Regions from separate parts of the Mus musculus genome. Here region 2 is linked to region 1. Evidence: chromatin loops called from intact Hi-C (ENCODE). Cell type or tissue: heart. All regions are shown on one strand. Links, peaks and the distances in the headings refer to the core of each region. The heading gives the core; the rest is flanking DNA.

Region 1 (9,088 bases), core at 1,441-6,440:
ATGCGAATAAAACTTCTCTACCTTAAAGGATCAGATCACTTAAAAATCCTATTATCTAAAGAATTCTAAACTTTCAATATTTTTTTTTTTAAAAGAGGAAGGAAACAGGAAAGAAACAGCAGGCTTTGCTTTCAAGTTCCTTAAAAACAGGGGACCCCTTTTTTGAATGAGTAGCTGGAAGCCTGTCACATACCACTGGTAAGTAGCTGCCTGCTAAGAGCATCTCTGACTTCTGCCTCCTACCAGAAGGTGTGATTGACAAGGTGGTGGGGAAAACTAGATAAATACTATTTTTTTTTTTGGATAAATATTTTAGTGGACATAAAAGCCAGCTATTACCTTAACACTGAAAAAGAAATAAGTTATGATTGATTGATCCCTTTATCTGAGGACTCCCACGCACCTGCTGCGTCAAGCAGCTAAGCGTGGAGTTTCTTGTCTGCCCAGGGAGTTCTTACAAAGGGTTCTAAACTCATAGCACCTTTCAAGAGAAGGAACGGGGGCTGGTGAGATGGCTCAGTGGGTTAGAGCACCCGACTGCTCTTCCGATGGTCCAGAGTTCAAATCCCAGCAACCACATGGTGGCTCACAACCATCCGTAACAAGATCTGACTCCCTCTTCTGGAGTGTCTGAAGACAGCTACAGTGTACTTACATATAATAAATAAATAAATCTTTAAAAAAAAAAAAAAAAAAAAAAAAGAGAAGGAACGGATTTAAAAACAAAAAAACAAAAAATCAAAAAAAAAAAAAAACCCACACATGTTTAATGAATAAAAGAACCAAACCAAGTGGCTTCGGGATAGCATGTCCAGGGTTAAATGGAAAACTCACAAAGACTCCAAGAGGGCGGCGTGGCCGGGGCAGGTGGTAACTGCTTCGCTGCTGCTGCTCTGGACACTTCCCGGGCTGCCCCAGTGGAGGGGGCCTGGGTCCTCTCCTTCTGCTCTCTGGCCTCCGTGCAGCCAAAGATTTTTTTAAAAAATATTTTTAAAGATTCATTTATTTGTTATATGTAAGTACACTGTAGCTGTCTTCAGACATTCCAGAAGAGGGAGTCAGATCTTTTTAAGGATAGTTGTGAGCCACCATGTGGTTGCTGGGATTTGAACTTCAAACCTTCGGAAGAGCAGTCGAGTGCTCTTACCCACTGAGCCATCTCACCAGCCCCAAAGATTTTTTTTTTTAAGAGATAAAATTTTTAGACACATTAGCATTACCACTATTGTAATCTGTACTGAAATCCACATTGTAGAAAGAAAAACAAAACAAAACAAAACAACAACAACAGATTCATGCCTTCAAGTCACAGCAAAAGCTATAGCTCAGAATTAAAAGCGTGAACACTCTTTCATCTGTTCAGAGAGCTGGATGTATAGATTGGACAAAGATGCTTTCAGCATGGTAAGCTTATTTTTTTCCCTTGGGACAGAGTTTCTCTGTATAATAACCCTGCCTGTCCTGGAACTTGCTTTGTAGACCAGGCTGGTCTCGAACTAAGAGATACTCCTGCCCCTGCTTTCCTGACTGCTGGCCGATAAAGAAGCAATCTTAAGTCTATACTCAGATGACCAAGGAAACTTAAAATCTTGTGCTCTTGACTATAACTGGATTAGACAGCGCTTTGCAAGAGTTAGAGTGGTGAATTCTGTGTATAGGGATTTGAGGTTCAGAAAACCTTAAGGCTACCCTTACCCTCCAAGGCCAAATAAACCTACTGACTACAGTAATATTACAAAATGGGCTGGGGATAGGTCTGCTATCAGCTCCACGGAGATGGCAACCCTGGGCCCAACGCAGGGAAAAGGGGGTGGAAAACCCACAAATCCCCAAGCGGGAAAAAACTACCAATCCCTGAACTTCACACACACACACACACACACACACACACACACACACACACACACACACACACCCCACTAACCCCTGAGCATGAAAGTCTACCAATCTTTGAGATTCCCAAGCTCAGGACTTGAAATCCTCACTCTGGTCATCTCTGCCCTGAGAAGCTCCGCCCTCTCAAAAATTCTTATTTTCACTGCCCTGTGCCCATTTCCCTGATGTTCACTCCTGGGAGCAGAGGGCATCTGTCCCTGGATTTGTCCCTCTTCCTGGATTCTTCCCTTGAATAAATAGCCTTTGTGAGATTCACTGCCTGGAGTTACTCTGTCATTGGAAGAAGCCAAGAAAAGAAGCTAAGAAGTTGAGGGTCCTGAGCTCCTCAGCTCAGTTGGGGATCCCTCCCCTGGGAGCTGCAATGCGAGGAGGCTTCCTCTCAGAGCTGTGTGGTTCTTGGGTTCCTGAGCCCGCAGACACCTTTCCATCCTAGCAGAAGCATTTATAGTGAAAGAAGAGGTGCTAGTGTCCTGCGTATGACTCTTCCCTCATACTCACTGCCTACCAACGCTCCGTGGATGTCAAGTCTCTGATGAACACACACACACAACCCTTTCAAAGTCATCTGTCTTTTCCTAATACTTGCCAGAAATACTAGAGGTCCTGGGGGTAGCCCAGAGGAAGTACAAAAAAAGCAACACAGACAGAAATCCTGTCTGTCCTGATGTCACTAATTTAGGAAGAATCTCGTCCATTTTACCACAGTCCCCCCCCCACACCCCCCCCCCCCCCCCCGTGCTGCTGTAGTCACTGCGGCTGGCCAAGAAAGACCACAGCTTTATTCTTAGATCCACTGGGCCTTAGGGTAGAATTCCAGAGAGGAGTAAATCGCGGTGGTGCAAAGAATGCTGAGTTGTCTGACCAGCTCTACCAGATCAGAGAAACTGAGGTCATGAGGAAGTGAGGAAGGCCTAGCAGAGAGCAGGGTGAAAAAAACAGGACCAAGCCTGACAGATACTCTCTAATCTTTGTTCAAAACAGAGCCCTGGTGCACACAGTTTTGCTCTTTTCCAGGGGCGGTCTAGTGGTTCTACCTCACTTCAGAGAAGATGTAAGCTTTCAAAAAGTACAGTGCCAGGGCTGGTGAGATGGCTCAGTGGGTAAGAGCACTGACTGCTCTTCTGAAAGTCCTGAGTTCAAATCCCAGCAACCACATGGTGACTCACAATCATCCATAATGAGAACTGACGCCCTCTTCTGGGGTGTCTGAGGACAGCTACAGTGTACTTACATATAATAATAAATAAATCTTTAAAAAAAAAAAAAGTACAGTGCCTCCTCCTTGTGTTACTGTGGGGCGTCCATGGAGTTTTAGCTTCTGTGAAGAAGCCTAAGTACCCGAGGCCTCCAAAGTGAGAGGCCGGGGCGATCAGGCAGCCCAGAGACAAGACTCCTCCTAAGCATTCCACTTGGTGACCCCAGAGGCACCATGCTCGGCTTAAGAGTGGGTGTGGCTTCCCATTTGGGAGGAACCAGAGTCCAGCTCCCTAAGCAGACACGCCAAAGATGTATTAGAAAGTCCCGATTTTTACAAAAGAATGAATTTGAACTTTGTCTTCATCTTGAAATGGGGCTAGCCAAATCACGAACTATAGCCAGTTAAATATTTCAAAGGCTACCATAGCCTTGATTGGCAGTTCTGATTCTTTTTTTTTTTTTTTTGAGACAGGGTTTCTCTATATAGCCCTGGCACTCACTTTGTAGACCAGGCTGGCCTCGAACTCAGAAATCCGCCTGTCTCTGCCTTCCAGTGCTGGGATTAAAGGCGTGCGCCCCGACACCCGGCTCCAGCTTTGAATTCTTTTGTGACCCTCTTGGAGCGAGGCGGACGTTACACTCCATAGCCTTGCTTAGAACCAAGGCCGGCCACCTAACAAGGACTACGATGATTGGCCGCCCCTAGAACTATTGGGGAATGTAGTCGTTTCCTTCCCTCCCTAGGCTCAAGTCCTCTTGGACTACATTTCCCAGTCAGCGCTGGGAACGCAAACCCGCTGCCAGGACGGAATCCTGGGTAAACGCACTTGGGCGAAGGGGCCGCTAGGAGTTGTAGTTTTTTTGCCCTCGCCACGGCCTGGGCGGGGGCGGGCCAGAGACTACAAATCCCAGAGACGCTCGCGGGGCGCGCGCAGGGCGGCCGGTACGAAAGGAGCTCGGCTGGCGAGTGGTGAGTGAGGGCCCTGCTCTGGCGGAGGTGGCGGCTGCAGCGACGCCGTAAAGGCCGCGGGTAGCGCAGACTCTGGGACTCTGAGACTAATGCAGGGCCTAGCGGGGCAGCGCCTCCCTCGCTGCCTGCCATCTTGTCAGTGAGGAGGCGGTACGGACGGAGCCGGGAGTGGAGCGTGGTGGATGGAGGGACGGGGAGGTTGCAGGGGACATGGACCGCGAGCTGCACGGAGGTGGAGGACGTGGGAGATGGGTTGGTGTCGTGAAGGGGGCGAGGTCCTCCCGCGGGATGTGCTCTTCTTGAGGACTTTGCCGTGAGAGCCACTATATCAGCGAGTTACACATCCTCCCGCGTTTCGGCGCATTAAATGTAAAGGTGTCGAACTTAGCCCAGTATTTTGTTTTTTTATTGTTTTGGGAAAGGGGTTGGCCATGTAACCCCTGCCGTTGTCTCGTAATCTTGTTGGGTTTTCTTAGTCTCACTGCAGTGTACAAAGAAGGCAAAACTGTTTTTTTTTGTTTGTTTGTTTGTTTGTTTTGTTTTGTTTTTAATTTGTGGGTTTGTGGTGCTGTGTGTGGCCGAGGTGGGGTGGGGGCAGGATTTGAATCTGGGGCTTTCTCACATTTTGCTTCTCCTCTACAATAAATCCCGCAAGAAAGTCATGGGTTGGCTTCACCAGGTTGAGCCAGGTTACAAACATAGTTTGGTAACTACGTTAAGAGCTAGACAATAATTTGAGTCCGTTTTTATTTTTAGAAGCTCGTAGAAGGAACTACAGATCTGAATTATGCAGATAGTTTCTTTCTCCACCCCCCCCCATCCCCCCTTCCTTTTCTTTCTTTTTTTGAGACAGGTTGGCCTGGAACTCATTCTGTAGACTAGGCTGGGATTAAAGGCATGTGGCCCCGTAACTCGGCTAATAGTTTCTTTTCTTGACTTCCATATCCTGGCCTTAATAATCTTCCCCAAAACAAAGCAAGCACATATCTTGATGAGTTTAACTCATCTTAGGTGAGCTCTTTTGTCCACTAGCAGCATCTGTCACAACCTTTCGGAACTGGCTTGCATTTGTTCATGTTAATTTGGATCTATAAGGTAACTCATTAAAAGAACATTGCTACCAGGCAATGGTGGCACACATTCCCAGCACCTCGGAGGCAGAGGCAGGCAAATCTCTTGAGTTCCAGGCTCCAGGATAGTGGGTAAGAACAGGTATTCAACAATGCTACTCCTTGTGTAGCTACCTAATGATGAGAATCTATCTCAAAAGAAAATCAGCTTGAAAGACATCATCTACTACATAGTTTGAGACCAGCCTGAAATACATAAGACTGCACACACATGCACAGTGGTCTGTAATCCCATGCTTGTAACCCTAGCACTTTGGGAGGCAGGGGCAGGAGTTGAAGACCAACCTGGTCTACATAGTGATGCAGTGAGTTCCAGGCAAGGTTGGCCTTCATAATGAGATCCTAATTCAAAAAAATAAAAAGGTGTGGCAAAGATAGCTCAGTTAAAAGTGCCTGCAGAACAAGTATGAGGATGAGTTTGTAGCCACAGTGCCCACATTAATGTGAGGAATGGAGTCAGATGGGTTCTTGAGCTCATTGATTGGTCAGCTGAGCCGCATCAATGAGCTCCCGGTTCAATGAAAGAGCCTGTCTCAAAAAATACAGTGGATGGGGACTGGGTAGATGGCTGAGGGTAAAATGCGTGTGTAAGCATGAGAGCCTGAATTCAGATTCCCAGTCCCTATTGAAAGAGCAGGTGGCGTACCTCCCTCATCCCAGTTTGAGTAGAAGGAAAACAAGCAACTCCTCAGGGCAGGCTGACCATCCAGCAAAGGTGATGAGGTCTGGGTTCAGTGAAAGATCCTATGACCCACCTCTAATTCCAGCACCAGAGAAGCAGAGGCAGGGGAATCGCTGTGAGTTCAAGGCCAGCTGGTCTTCACAGCTAGTTCTAGGACAGCCAGGATTATAGAGAGACCTGTCTCCAAAACAAACAAACAAACAAACAATGGTGGAGAGTGATAGAGGAAGACATGCATCTCCTGTCTCTGAGCACCACACGTGCCGTGGGAAAGTGAACCCATGCACACATGCACTACACAAAATAAGGTGGAGAGTAGTCACTGCTGACTTCTGGTGTACACACACTTCTAAACACGTGTATACACCACGCACAACAGGAAAGTATGTGTAGGACCCACATAGTGAAAGAAGAGAACTGCCTCTCACAAGTCGTCTTCTGACCTCCATGCATGTCTTAGCAGATGTGTAAATATGACATAAACAAATAATCAGAAACTTAAAAAGTACATTCAGAATGGCTGAACCAGTGACATGGCTCAGTGGATAAAGGGGTTTACAGCCAAGGCTGACAACCTGAATTTGATCTCTGAAATCCGCAGGGTAAAAGAAGAGAACTGACTGTTCTCTGATGGCCACATACATGCTATATAGCATGTGTCTGGTGGCATGTATGTGCATACTCATGCACACACAGAGCGAATAAGTACATGTTACAGAACTGCCATATCTAATTGGAAGATAACCCAATTAAAACACATAAAAGATGAGAAAAGACAGTTCAATAGGACACACGTGTGACTAATGTCATGAAAAGATGCCAACCGTTACTAGTCAGGGGGATGCTGATAACATAAGATACCACTAGGTGCCCGCCAGTACATCACCAGATATTGGTGAGGATGCAGCACCTTTGAGCCTTTCTGCTTCACTGGTGGGCAAGTAAAGAGGTACTAAAAGTGACAAATTAAACCTCTCTGATCCAACACACATTCCTTGGTATTTACCTATAAGAAATAGAAATAGAGGCTCACATAGTGTGTGCTCAAGGCCCTGTGATTTCCCAAGTGATACAATCAGATCAGGAGCCTGTTAGCAGGTGATAGGGAAAGGAAATGGAGTATAGCCTCATAGCAGTCACATGGTAGTGAACAGAACACGCATAACAAAGCACGCCTAAAGATGCTTGGTGCTGAATGGAAGGAGCCACTTAGACTGTATGTTCTATTTATATGAAATTATAGACTGCAGTGACAAGGTCAGCTTGGTTGCCTGGAGTTTAGGTTGAGGAAGCGGGGGTGGGGGTGGGGCTCATAGAAGGCTCCGATACTGATAGCTTTTTGCTGCAGTGGTGGCCTCATGGGTACACATTTTTTCAGAGCCCCCTGACTTGTCTATTTGAAGTAGATGTTGGTTATTGTGTGGAAATTATGTAACACGTGGCAGTGTTGATTAATGTTGGACTTTTTTTTTTTTTTTTTTTTTTAACTTGACCTAAGCTTAGGGATGCTCTTCTCAGAGAGAGGGTCTGTTTAACATCTGGAAGTTTTCCGCCAGGGCAGGTCTATGGGTGAACAAACCTTAAATTCACAGAAAGGTTGAAATATGATTACATCTTACAGTTGAGGGGCAGCCAGACTATGATATAAATATGTCTCTAAGAAGATTTCATACCTTAGAAAGAAGAGTTAAGTCAAGGACAGAATGTATTTTGAAACCCAGCATGCATTACTGAAACAAAACACATGTACTAATGAGTGCCAGAAAGGCTCCGGATAAGGCTTCAAAGATAACTCCTGCGGGCCTGAACACCACCTCTTGCCTCTTGCAGTGTGGTCATTGCCTTGACAGTCCTGGCTTAAATCCAGTATAAAGTGAATTACAGTACAAATTCCTACGTCCCCTGCTCAGAGGACTAGACCTATATCATCCCGAACCCCTAAGGGTCATGTGGACCCACATAATCCCTCAAGTGGGACTTCCCACTGCCCTAGGCCAGAGAGTTTAATTCCTCATTTTTAGCCTCAAACTGAAACTTCTCTGCATTCTCTTAGAATTCCTCTATCTAGGAAGCTCAGACTACTATTGTTCCAGAATTGGAAATGCCCAGCTTGCCTGCTCCTTCAATGCTTCGGGGGCCGCTGCTAAGTAAAAAGTCTTCATAGAGGTAATTATTATTATTATTATTATTATTATTATTATTATTATTATTATTAATTTTGAGACAAAATCTCATGGTGTCTCAGGTTGGTCTTGAATTTACTATATAGCTACCAAGTGTTTGGATTACAGGTGTATACCACCACACCAACTCATGTGATAATGGAAATAAAACTCAGGGCTTTGGGGCTGGAGAGATGGCTCAGCGGTAAGAGCACTGACTGCTCTTCTGAAGGTCCTGAGTTCAAATCCCAGCAACCACATGGTGGCTCACAACCACCCGTAATGAGATCTGGTGCCCTCCTCTGGTGTGTCTGAAGTCAGCTACAGTGTACTTACATATAATAATAAATAAATCTTTAAAAAAAAAATCAGGGCTTTGTTTATGCTGCATAAACACTTTACCAACTGAGCTACATCTTTAGTCTCTTAAGAGGTGACTTAGCAGGGCAGTAGTTTAATCCCAGCACTTGGGAGGCAGAGGCAGGCGGATTTCTGAGTTCGAGGCCAGCCTGGTCTACAGAGTGAGCTCCAGTACAGCCAGGGCTACATAGAGAAATCCTGTCTCGAAAAACCAAAAAAATTAAAAAAATAAAAAAGAGGTAACTTTATTTGTTTAAAGTTTTATTTTCCTTTAATGTGATTGGGTGTTTTGCCTGCATGCATGTCTGTGTACCACATGCATGGATGCAGTGCCCTCATAATTGAAATTACAGACAGCTGCTGTGTGGATGATAGGAAATGCACCTAGGTCCTTTGGGAACACAGCCAGTGTTTGTAACCATTCAGCCATTTTCCCAGTCCAGGTTTTGTTTTTTTTTTTGAGAAACCTATGTAGTTCTGGCTAGCGTGAAACTCACTAGGAAGACCAAACCATACTCAGTTAACTTTTTGTTGTTTTGTTTGTTTGGTTTTCAAGACAGGGTTTCTCTATGTAGCCTCGGCTGTTCTGGAATTTACTCTGTAGACCAGGCTGGCCTCGAACTCTCAGAGATCTGTCTACTTCTGTCTCCCATGTGTTGGGATTAAAGGCGTGCGCCACCACTGCCCAGCA
Region 2 (9,088 bases), core at 1,704-6,703, 220 kb before region 1:
AGTGACGCTGCCCACAAGCCCTAGCATCCCTGTGGGCATCTCCCTGGGATTGCTGAAGCGGGAGATGGTGCAGGGTATGAAGGGCAGACTCTGGGGCATGGGCCGAGGGAGGCAGGTAACTGGTGGCTTGTGTTGATTGCATTATTCTGTTCCTCACAGGACTGTTGCCTGAAGCCAAAAAACCTAGGCTTTTACATGGCACCCTAATTATGAAAGACAGTGTAAGTGTACAAACAGTGGTAGGGTGGGTATTGCGTTCATTACTTTCTGTGACCTGTTTGCCTTTGCCCCACAGAATTTCCGGCTGGTATCCTCAGAGCAAGCCCTGAAGGAGCTGGGCCTGGCAGAGCACCAACTTCGCTTCACCTGTCGTGTGCACCTGCAGGACACACGCAAAGAACAAGAAACAGCTTTACGTGTGTACAGCCATCTCAAGAGGTGCGCCCTGGCCTTTTCCTACCCTCAACAAGCAGGGTGAGGCAGGGGTCTAACTATGCCTCTCCTTAGCACCCTCAAGGACCACTGTGTACAGCATCTCCCCGATGGCTCTGTGACTGTGGAGTCCATTCTAATCCAGGCTGCCGCCCATTCGGAGGACCCTGGTACCAAGGTGCTATTGGTCTCCTGGACTTACCAGGTAAGGAGCATGGGCATCACTATTACTCCTGTAGGCCTCACTTCCTTGGAATTGTGTTGTTTGCAGTGTTTAACTGTGGCTCCCTTCCTTACAGGATGAAGAGCTGGGAAGCTTCCTCACAACATTGCTCAAAAATGGCCTTCCTCAGGCTCCCAGCTGACATGTATCCACCAGGAATCCACTGCTCTTGTCTCTTGCTGTTCTCCCAGCAGGACCAGGGCTTCGGCCGAGAGGCGGGTGCCCTGAGTAAATGGGAGACCATGACTGGATTACAGACCCCGTTCTAGGGATAAGATCAGAGTCATAGGCTGGCTAAAGTAATAAACAGACCTTTTTGTTCTCTATGTCTTTTATTCCTACTCTCTGCCCCAAGAAAACAGGGTTCCCAGAAAAATGGGGTTTTTACAGCTTTTGACTGCCTGGTACCCCATGTTGTTCCCTTTAGTGACAAAGGGATGTCCAGGGTAGAGAGCCCGGGGAAGTGGTAGCTGCTGGAAGGTAGGCAGGACTGCCAGAGCCCTACATAGCTGTAGATTAATCTCTGCCGAGCACAATAAATGTTGTACAATCTCCACTTCATCTCCACTGTGTACCGTCATCTAGTTTCCACACCGCGGACACCATAGGGTTCAGGATGTAGGACCTATGGATAGACTCTAGGTCAAAATAGAACTCTTACAGAGACCCCACTTATCCCCAAAATCTGACCCAGTGGACCACTTACTCCACGCACCCTGGGGAATCGCTGATTCGATCCCTTAGTCCTCCCCCCCACTGTCATTGGCTTCCCCACTAGGTGCTTGGGTACTCATCTAGTACAATGTGGGCTTTGACTGCATCCAAAAGTCCCCTCCCTGAGCGACAACCCAGCTTTGGGAAAGATTCTTTCCAATCCCATCCCCTCTTACCAAAGTTGTCATACAGCACTGACTTCAAGAACAGGCCACGGGCTGGAGCAACTCGAGCCTGATACTTGCCCAAGGGATCTTGACTCTCCAGAATCACTTTCACTTGTGTGGGTGCCAGGATCCCTAGCCCCACAGCCACCAACACAGCTGTCATCCTCCGCACCTGCAGCAGAGAGCTCAGGTTGTCACAGGTGTGTCTACCCGAGCCCATCCTGTGAGGGTTAAGACAGCCTACCTGTCTATAAAGGAAAGACTGGCTCTCAAACTCCAAGGTCCAGAACTGCAGCCTCCTAGGAACACAGACAGCTTTGAGGTCCAAGCTAAGGGCAGGCTCAGCCAACCTAGCTCACCATGTGGCTTCAGACAAGACAACGATTTATATACTGGTTTAAAGGCTTCCATCCAGGGTGGGTTCTTGCCTAGTTGACCACCAGTTCCAGAGGGTGAGCGAGTTTTGCATGACTTACTCGACTCTACATATACCATGAAAGGAAACAATTATATAACAGAGCATTGGTTAGTTTGTGCACGGGAAATAGCGATTGCTTTGGGCCTTCATGTTTTGGGGCTAAAGTATTTGTGCTGAAGCAGGACATAGCCAGCCCACCTATCAAGATGGAACCTAGGCCATGTGCTCTTGTGCCTGGTCACACCAAAGCCCCTTTACCAAACCCTTGGAGCTGGTTCCAGATGTTATGTTCTCAAGGTGAGCGGCTGATTCCTGGTGTTTGAAGCAGAGAACTTAACGTAGTCTGTCAAAGTGGAATGGAACTATTCGCTCTAGTGAAATCTTTTCAGAGACTGCCAGAACTTACCTGCTATAAAGAGCTATGGGTCTGGCAGGGCCCTCAGAAAGGCAACATTTTCCACCCTGTGCTCCCCAGGCTGGCAGAGACCCCACCCAACAGGAAGAAGACACAAGTTTCTGGCTCACCTTCTTACACCCTCTAGGCCCAATGGATGTGCAATATACCCATTTAGCATCATCTCACTTTTATTGAGGTATTATGAGTAATGACCCTGGTGGCCTCTAGTCCTGGCATAGTGAAAGGCTAGTCGTCTCACCTGCTCCCCTCGGGGAGGACAAATGGGCTGGCTGGACCAGGTGACACTGAGACTCTTCGAAGTGTGCGTACAGTATTTGTGACTGGGCTGCCAGCAGACTGGAAGGCACTAAAATCATGTGTCCCGAGGAGGTGCTGGGCAGCCTCCTGCATGGCCGCCATATCCAGGTACCTGCAGAGCCAAATGAGCATTATTGAGGAGAGCCCAGGCAGATGGATGGTGAGCCATTTTCTTCCCATTCTTAGCTCACTCACTCTGTCTGCAGAGCCCAGCATACATTTTGTTCAAACACAGGCAGTTGATTAGGCCAGGAGCAGCCTGTGGCCAGACGATATTGGTAGGTCCTGGAGGTGGCTGCGTGTCGAGCGTGGAAGTCGTTGGGCACTCGGAAGGCCTTCAGTACACTGTGGCAAGCAGATCTGGCTCATCCCAGGAATGAGTATGCCCAACTGTCCACACAGCACTATGGAAATCTCTGCCTCCCACCACAGTGGGGTGCAATGGTAAAAGACAAAAAAAAAAGCCCAGAACCATACCAAAACCCCGGGCTCACCGAATGGCCGGGTGCTTCAGGTGGGTGTTGAGGGCCTTGGCCACGACCTCCGGGGAGAAAGGCGACTGCCCTGGGCGGCGCTGGATGTCCAGGTGCGCCGCGTTGCTCAGGGCATGCACCCCGGCATCGGTGCGGCTAGAGATGGTGAACCTGACCGGGTCGACAGAGTTCAGCCGCTTGGCAGCCTCCTGCGGGAACCGTACAGGCGGCTGCCACATCGATGGCCGGAGTCCGTGGAATAGGAGGAGGAGAGTGGGTAGGGGTTGGAGCTGCCGACTGCTTCTTCCTCCCCAAACCGGTCCTCACCTCCAGGAAGTTCAGCACCCCAACAGCGCGCGGATTGCCCCTCACGGCCGCAACCCCACTGCGGAGAGAAACAGGAAGGAATTATCTGCGGTGTCTGTGGACGCTGTCCCGCCAGGGGTCTCGGCGCCCAGGCGCGTGGGTTCGGTGCAGGCCACTGTGTTCCTCGGCTCCTAAAATCCCGCATCCCGAGACCGATCGCGCCCGTCCTGGTCACCTCGCGGACTTCCCGCGAGGCCGAGTGGAGAACGCGGGGGTAACAGCGGGAAAACGTACTTGAAGTCAGTGCCCAAGTACTGCAAGAACACAAGGTAGCGCGCACGCACCGAGCCCACCGCCCCGCAGGAGCCCATATTTGAGCGGGCGGGGCGCTTGCACGTGGCCCGCGGTCGACCCAGCCCAGCAGGGACGGCGCCTGCGCACTGACTCGGTCCGCCCCGCCTGAATGGAGAGGCGGGGGCGGAGCCAAGCTTAGGGATCGGGTGCAAAGTGCGGTCCTCTAGAGCCGGCTATGTTTCCTGTCCTCGGCCTCACAGGGGCGCGATGATGGGTCGCTTCCGCACAAGCGACCTTAATTCGTTCACTCCCGATCTCCCCGCCGCCGTCGCGGAGTGTGTCCGTCGGCAGCATTCCAGCCGAGTTCACCACCGCCGTGATGCCTGAAGTGGGCGAGCCGTGCCCTTCCCTGTCCCGCGACCGAGCCAAACCACTCCGAAGCCCAACCGCCGAGGCCGGCCCAGCTCCCAGACCGTGGTGACCGAGGACAGAGCGCAGCGACAGGCGAGGGGATGCAGCGGCGCTTTTAGCGACGCTCCCCGGAGGTGACAGCGGGTGGCGCAGGCAGAGGCTGACTTTGGCGACGCTCCCCAGCGGTGACAGGCGGGGCGGGGCCGCGGCGCGCCGGGCTCAGACCGAGGCGGGCAGGCGGGCGGGCGGGCGCGGAGCGCAGCTCGGCGCGGGCGCCACAGACGGTCCACGGGCCGGGGATGCCGCTCGACGCGCCTTGGTCCTCCGCACAGTGAGCACCGCTCGCCGCAGCCATGACGGTAGAGTTCGAGGAATGCATCAAGGACTCGCCGCGCTTCAGGTGTGCTGCGGGCCCGGGGTAGGGCGCGGGCGGGGATGGGGAGCCGCCTTTGTGCCGGAGGCGGGCAAGGGGTGTCCAGCGTGGTGACCGCTCCGAGTCCACCTGGACGGAGCAGAAGACCTGGCACGGACAAACCGGCGGGAGCCGGAGTCGCGGTCCCCTAGCTGCGCAGCTCCGCCTCCGGCCTCGGGGGACCGGAACAAAAGACGCCCCTGTGCTGATCACCTCGCGCGCGGGGGTGAGTGTGCAGACCGCCTTGGGCAGCTGTGTGTCACTGGGCATTTGCGTCCAGTGCCATCTCTAGAACTGTCCACCCTTCTTTGTGTGTATGCTCTGGTGTGCCACAAGTACTGGGCTCCTCCTTGGCCCTGTAGTCCAATTCTGGCTAGGATTGTCTGGCACCCTGCTTGGTCTCTATCTTGATCCGTATGTCCAGAGCAGTGTATGGGTGCAACCAGCCGGAGCCATCAGGGCCTGAGATAGACACCTTGGTGAGAGTTAACGGATGTATGAGTGACCCAGGAGCCTGAAGGGGTAGAGGCTGTAAGGATGAGGAAGTCGTGTTTAGGTGGAAGGGTATGGGCCTTATTCACCTATGGGTTTGTTTCTTTTATTGTTCCTGGAATACAGTCGTGCACATCTGTGTGAACCACATGGCCACACAGATATACATCTGTTTCATTGAGTGGCATTTGGCAGACAGTAATGGAGTACCTCCTGTGTGTCATTTGAAATTTCGGACCTTCGTGAGGTGTCCCACCTCTGTATGTGCACACACACACACACACACACACACACACACACACACGGGGGGGGGGGGAGCATGTTCTGCCACTCTGCTCTCCTTGGTGCACATGAATGTGTGGGTGAGCTGTGATACGGAGTTGGTGTGCTTGATGCATGCACATAGCCTAGTGTGGATGGACACGTGTGTACATGTGCTACATCTCTGTGGATTCGTGAACCGTGTTTGCCATGCTACTAGACACATGTTAACGTATGCAGGTGTGTGTTTTAGTGTGCACTGTATCCCTGGAACACATGTCTGCATGCCCTGTGCTAATACATGTATGCATGTTTATGTATAAGCATGTATCATGCCTTTGCTCGTGTGAGCTTGACCACATATGTACATGAGTGCTGGGTTTCTGAGGGCCTACCTCAGCAGTCCAGCTCTTTGCAAAACCACCTTGCAAGAGAGTCAGCCAGAAACACCTTGGAGCGTTAGAGTTTGCCAAGAGTGTCCACTGACTATAGGCAGGGGGCTTAAGGCAGTCAACTATGCTTTCCTGTTTTCTATTGAGAGGAGTGGTCTGAGAGCCTCTGATACCCCACAGTTCTGCATCCATTTGGTAGGAGTCTTAGCCAAGGTCTCAGTGCATGGAACTGGGCCCCAGTTGAAGCGCTCTCATTTTTGCCCTTACCCCTTTCTGCAAAGCCCTGGCTCTACCCTGCCTTGTACAGGGTTTTGGGCCTAAGCAGAAATCCACTCACCTCTAGGCCTTCTTTGCCACAGCCAGCCAGTTGGACTTGTGGGGCTGCAGTAGGTGTGGCAGGTACCTAGGCTTAACATCATTTCTTTTGATGGAGGAGGGGAATGCTGGGGATGACTCTCCGGACATTGGTCTTGGGGTGATGGAACCTGGCTTGGTGGTGTGGGGTGGGCTGTGACTGGATGAGTTCGAAGAGTACCTTGTCTACTCTAAGGTTTTACTGAAGTTATAACTTGATCTTTGTGGCCAAGAACCTTTAGGTGAGGCAGGGTGGGGCTGTCTGAAGGATGTGGAAGTGAGGTGGAGCCTAGACCCAAACCTAGAAACGTTGGTAGTTTTGCTTTGGGACTCTTGGCCTAGAATAAGGGCTTGTGACAGCCTTAGGAATGTCTCATAGTCCCTGAAGCTGTGGGTGGGGGTGCAGGGGAGCCCCGGAAGAGAAGCCGGCCCAGCCTTGGCTGCAAGCCCTTCCCTGGGTGGGGCTTCAAGCGCTGAGTCATGGCTTTGGTGAGGGGGCTCCTCCCCAACCTCCAAGCTGCTGAGGAAGTCCCTGGCTGGCAAAAAATAGGCATGGGGCAGGAGGGGATGCCTCAGGTCCTTGGCTGAGGAAGGGAGTGCTGAGAGACTCCCGGGACAGAATGCTGGCCCCCTTGAGCTTGTACTAACTGCCCACTATGTTCCCCTGTCCCCGTGAATACAAATGCCAGCTCCTGCTGCAGCCCCTCCCAGTTTCTGGCTCCCTGGCCAGCTGCAGCTCTCCATGCAGCTGTCTGGGCTGTCAGGCCTGCTTGGGGAGCACTGAATTGGTCTCTCCTAGGCAGATAGTTACATCTGTGTTCTGGAACTTCTGGCTCGCGTAGTGGCCAGAATCCTGGAACAGAGCCTCCTGTGGTAGCCTGTGTTAGGCTTAGATAAAGGACTTTTTTTTCCCCCCCCCACCAAGCCGGACAGGCTGTGCAGCATCCATCAAAGGCATGGCTGCCAATGGTTCACTCGGATGCTGCAGCTCTGTCCCTGTCCCTCTGAGCTTTAGGAATCACGGTGCCTAAGCCCTTACGAAGGGATGAGGCTGATGGCCGGGATCTTCGAGGGTCCGTGGCTAGGGCAGCCTGGCCATTTCAGCCCAGGTTCTAAATGAAACCGTGTTTCAGCCCCTATGCTTCTCATGCCCCTTACCCAGGAGAAACTCCACAACAGGTCTTTCTCCTTTCCTTTCTAAAGAGTAGGGCAGAAAGGGCTAAGGAGCTGCTAGAACTAATTCCCCTCTGACACCCAACCTCCAGCCCGTGTAAGTCTTGTTCCTAGAGGTCTGTCTAAACCTTCGGCCTATTTTGTTCCCAAGGTACCCCTTCCCTTGTAGGCCAGATGGGCCTAGCTCACCAGCTGAGCTGGTTGAATGAGGTGGGGGGCTGCTGGGAGTCTGCCCTGATTTCCTGATTTCCTGTTCCCAACTTGGAGTTGGGGGGTGCAGTCACGTGCCCGATCCATCTGCCTTTGGCTTCCGGGATTCTCCCAGGCTTCTCTTGGTGATGTCATCATTAACTCCTCCCTCCCCAGGGCATCTTCTTTATCAGCCTGGATTGGTGAGAATGAGCTCCAAGGAGACCCGATGATCCATCTCTTCTTCTGACTGAGCTGAGCTGTATGGAGCCTTGAGGTTGAGGGAGGTGGAGTTTGAGGTCCCTTAGCTGATGGTTCATAACCAACTGTTTTAGGGTCATCTAGCTGCAGGCCAAATTGGCCTGTAGTTGAAGCAAAGAAGTAAGGGACCAGGCTCTTTTCAGTGAGAAGGGACCTGTCCAGATGGAGTCAAAGCTCAACTCTGAGCCCCAGAGAAGACTATCATGGGCACCAACACCACATCATGAGACTTCAGCATTATTGTGCTTAGGAAATAAGGACATGTTAACCCTTGGCTCATGGGGCATAGCTATACTGTAGTGTGTATGTATGTGATATCATGGGATAGCCCATGTGGCAAGACTGGGTGGCTTCAGCCTGCTCTGGGTAGCTCCAAAGTGCTGGACCTGGGTCCCAGTTATGTCCATCGGGCAGGGAGGGTGTTTATCGCTCTCAGCCCCAGTTTCCTGGAGCCCCATTCTGGCAACAAAACCCCTGGGGGGATGCAACAGGAAATGAAACTCCAAGTGATCTAACCACCCAATTCTTGTTGCAGGGCAACTATTGATGAGGTAGAAACAGATGTGGTTGAGATCGAGGCTAAACTGGACAAGGTAAGAGACAGAGCTGGTGGTACATAGAGTGCCCAACACTACTGTGCGCACTCCAAGCCCAGCCTGGGACTATGGGATGACTCCAGGTATAGCTGCCTGTGTCTGAGATGCCTATTGGTTGGGAAATAGCTGCTGTGTTTGCTGTGCCTAGTGTGACGGGGAGGGGAACACCAATCTCTCCTTCTAGATGATCCTCTGAATACCATTTAGGTGATAGAGTCTGTCCCTAGCCCTGAACTGAAAAGGGGCAGCTATGTCTGGATGTTAATGGGCCTGAGTTAAATTCTGGCTGCCCCCGACTGAAAGTGTATCCTCTCTGGCCTGGCCTTGTGGCGGATCTGCGTTACCAGCTTGGAGAAAGTCAGGCCCTCATTTTGCCCACTCTGTCCCACTTGTAGCTGGTCAAACTGTGCAGTGGTATGATTGAAGCCGGCAAAGCCTACGTCACCACCAACAGGCTCTTTGTGAGCGGTGTCCGAGACCTGTCTCAGCAGTGCCAGGGCGACACCGTCATCTCGGTGAGGCACCAGTATGGTGTGGTGGGGGAAGGGAGAAAGCCCCCTAAGGGGTGTCTAGATCATGAGCATTGGGTGGTCTGCGCTCTTCTTCAATACATCTAACCCCAACCTGTGGGCAGAGAGGAGTCTTTGGGGACTTGAAGGAGACACTACCTACGTGGTCACCCCAGTGTGATCTCCCCCTTACTTTTCTTAAGGAATGTCTGCAGAGGTTTGGAGACAGCCTACAGGAGATGGTCAACTATCACACGGTGAGCCCCATGGGGCACGTGGGGTTTCCACTTCTATCT

Evidence for each region. A loop is a pair of places that touch in the nucleus more often than their neighbours do. Peaks named below come from ENCODE experiments on the same cell type or tissue, not always from the same donor. Only the 100,000 strongest peaks of a DNase experiment are listed, where the experiment ranks them.
Region 2: it touches region 1 in a loop (4-fold over the local background); 1 of 42 quality-filtered maps calls a loop at or near these places.

What each region holds. Positions count from the first base shown.
Region 1 is chr4:156,105,961-156,115,048 of GRCm38, forward strand. It overlaps 9430015G10Rik (RIKEN cDNA 9430015G10 gene), which reads left to right and starts at 4,038. Exons shown (of 10, transcript NM_177205.1): 1 at 4,038-4,213; 2 at 7,929-8,041. In heart, for the core only: CTCF peaks have their summits at 3,096 (motif pointing left) and 3,949; DNase peaks (open chromatin) are centred at 3,331 and 3,901; H3K4me3 peaks cover 2,195 bases; H3K27ac peaks cover 1,977 bases.
Region 2 is chr4:155,887,889-155,896,976 of GRCm38, forward strand. It overlaps Pusl1 (pseudouridylate synthase-like 1), which reads right to left and starts at 3,874. Exons shown (of 8, transcript NM_001033490.1): 1 at 3,743-3,874; 2 at 3,470-3,527; 3 at 3,164-3,351; 4 at 2,865-3,014; 5 at 2,611-2,781; 6 at 1,781-1,835; 7 at 1,546-1,708; 8 at 969-1,280. The coding sequence starts at 3,819. The coding sequence ends at 1,267. Acap3 (ArfGAP with coiled-coil, ankyrin repeat and PH domains 3) reads left to right here and starts at 3,987. Exons shown (of 24, transcript NM_207223.1): 1 at 3,987-4,553; 2 at 8,223-8,280; 3 at 8,679-8,798; 4 at 8,996-9,049. The coding sequence starts at 4,507. It overlaps Ints11 (integrator complex subunit 11), which reads left to right. Exons shown (of 17, transcript NM_028020.3): 13 at 1-74; 14 at 160-221; 15 at 296-438; 16 at 508-637; 17 at 732-1,215. The coding sequence ends at 797. It overlaps LOC115489960 (a long non-coding RNA gene), which reads right to left and starts at 879. Exons shown (of 2, transcript XR_003955325.1): 1 at 635-879; 2 at 1-379. In heart, for the core only: a CTCF peak has its summit at 4,245; DNase peaks (open chromatin) are centred at 3,923, 4,333, 5,603 and 6,543; H3K4me3 peaks cover 4,448 bases; H3K27ac peaks cover 2,594 bases.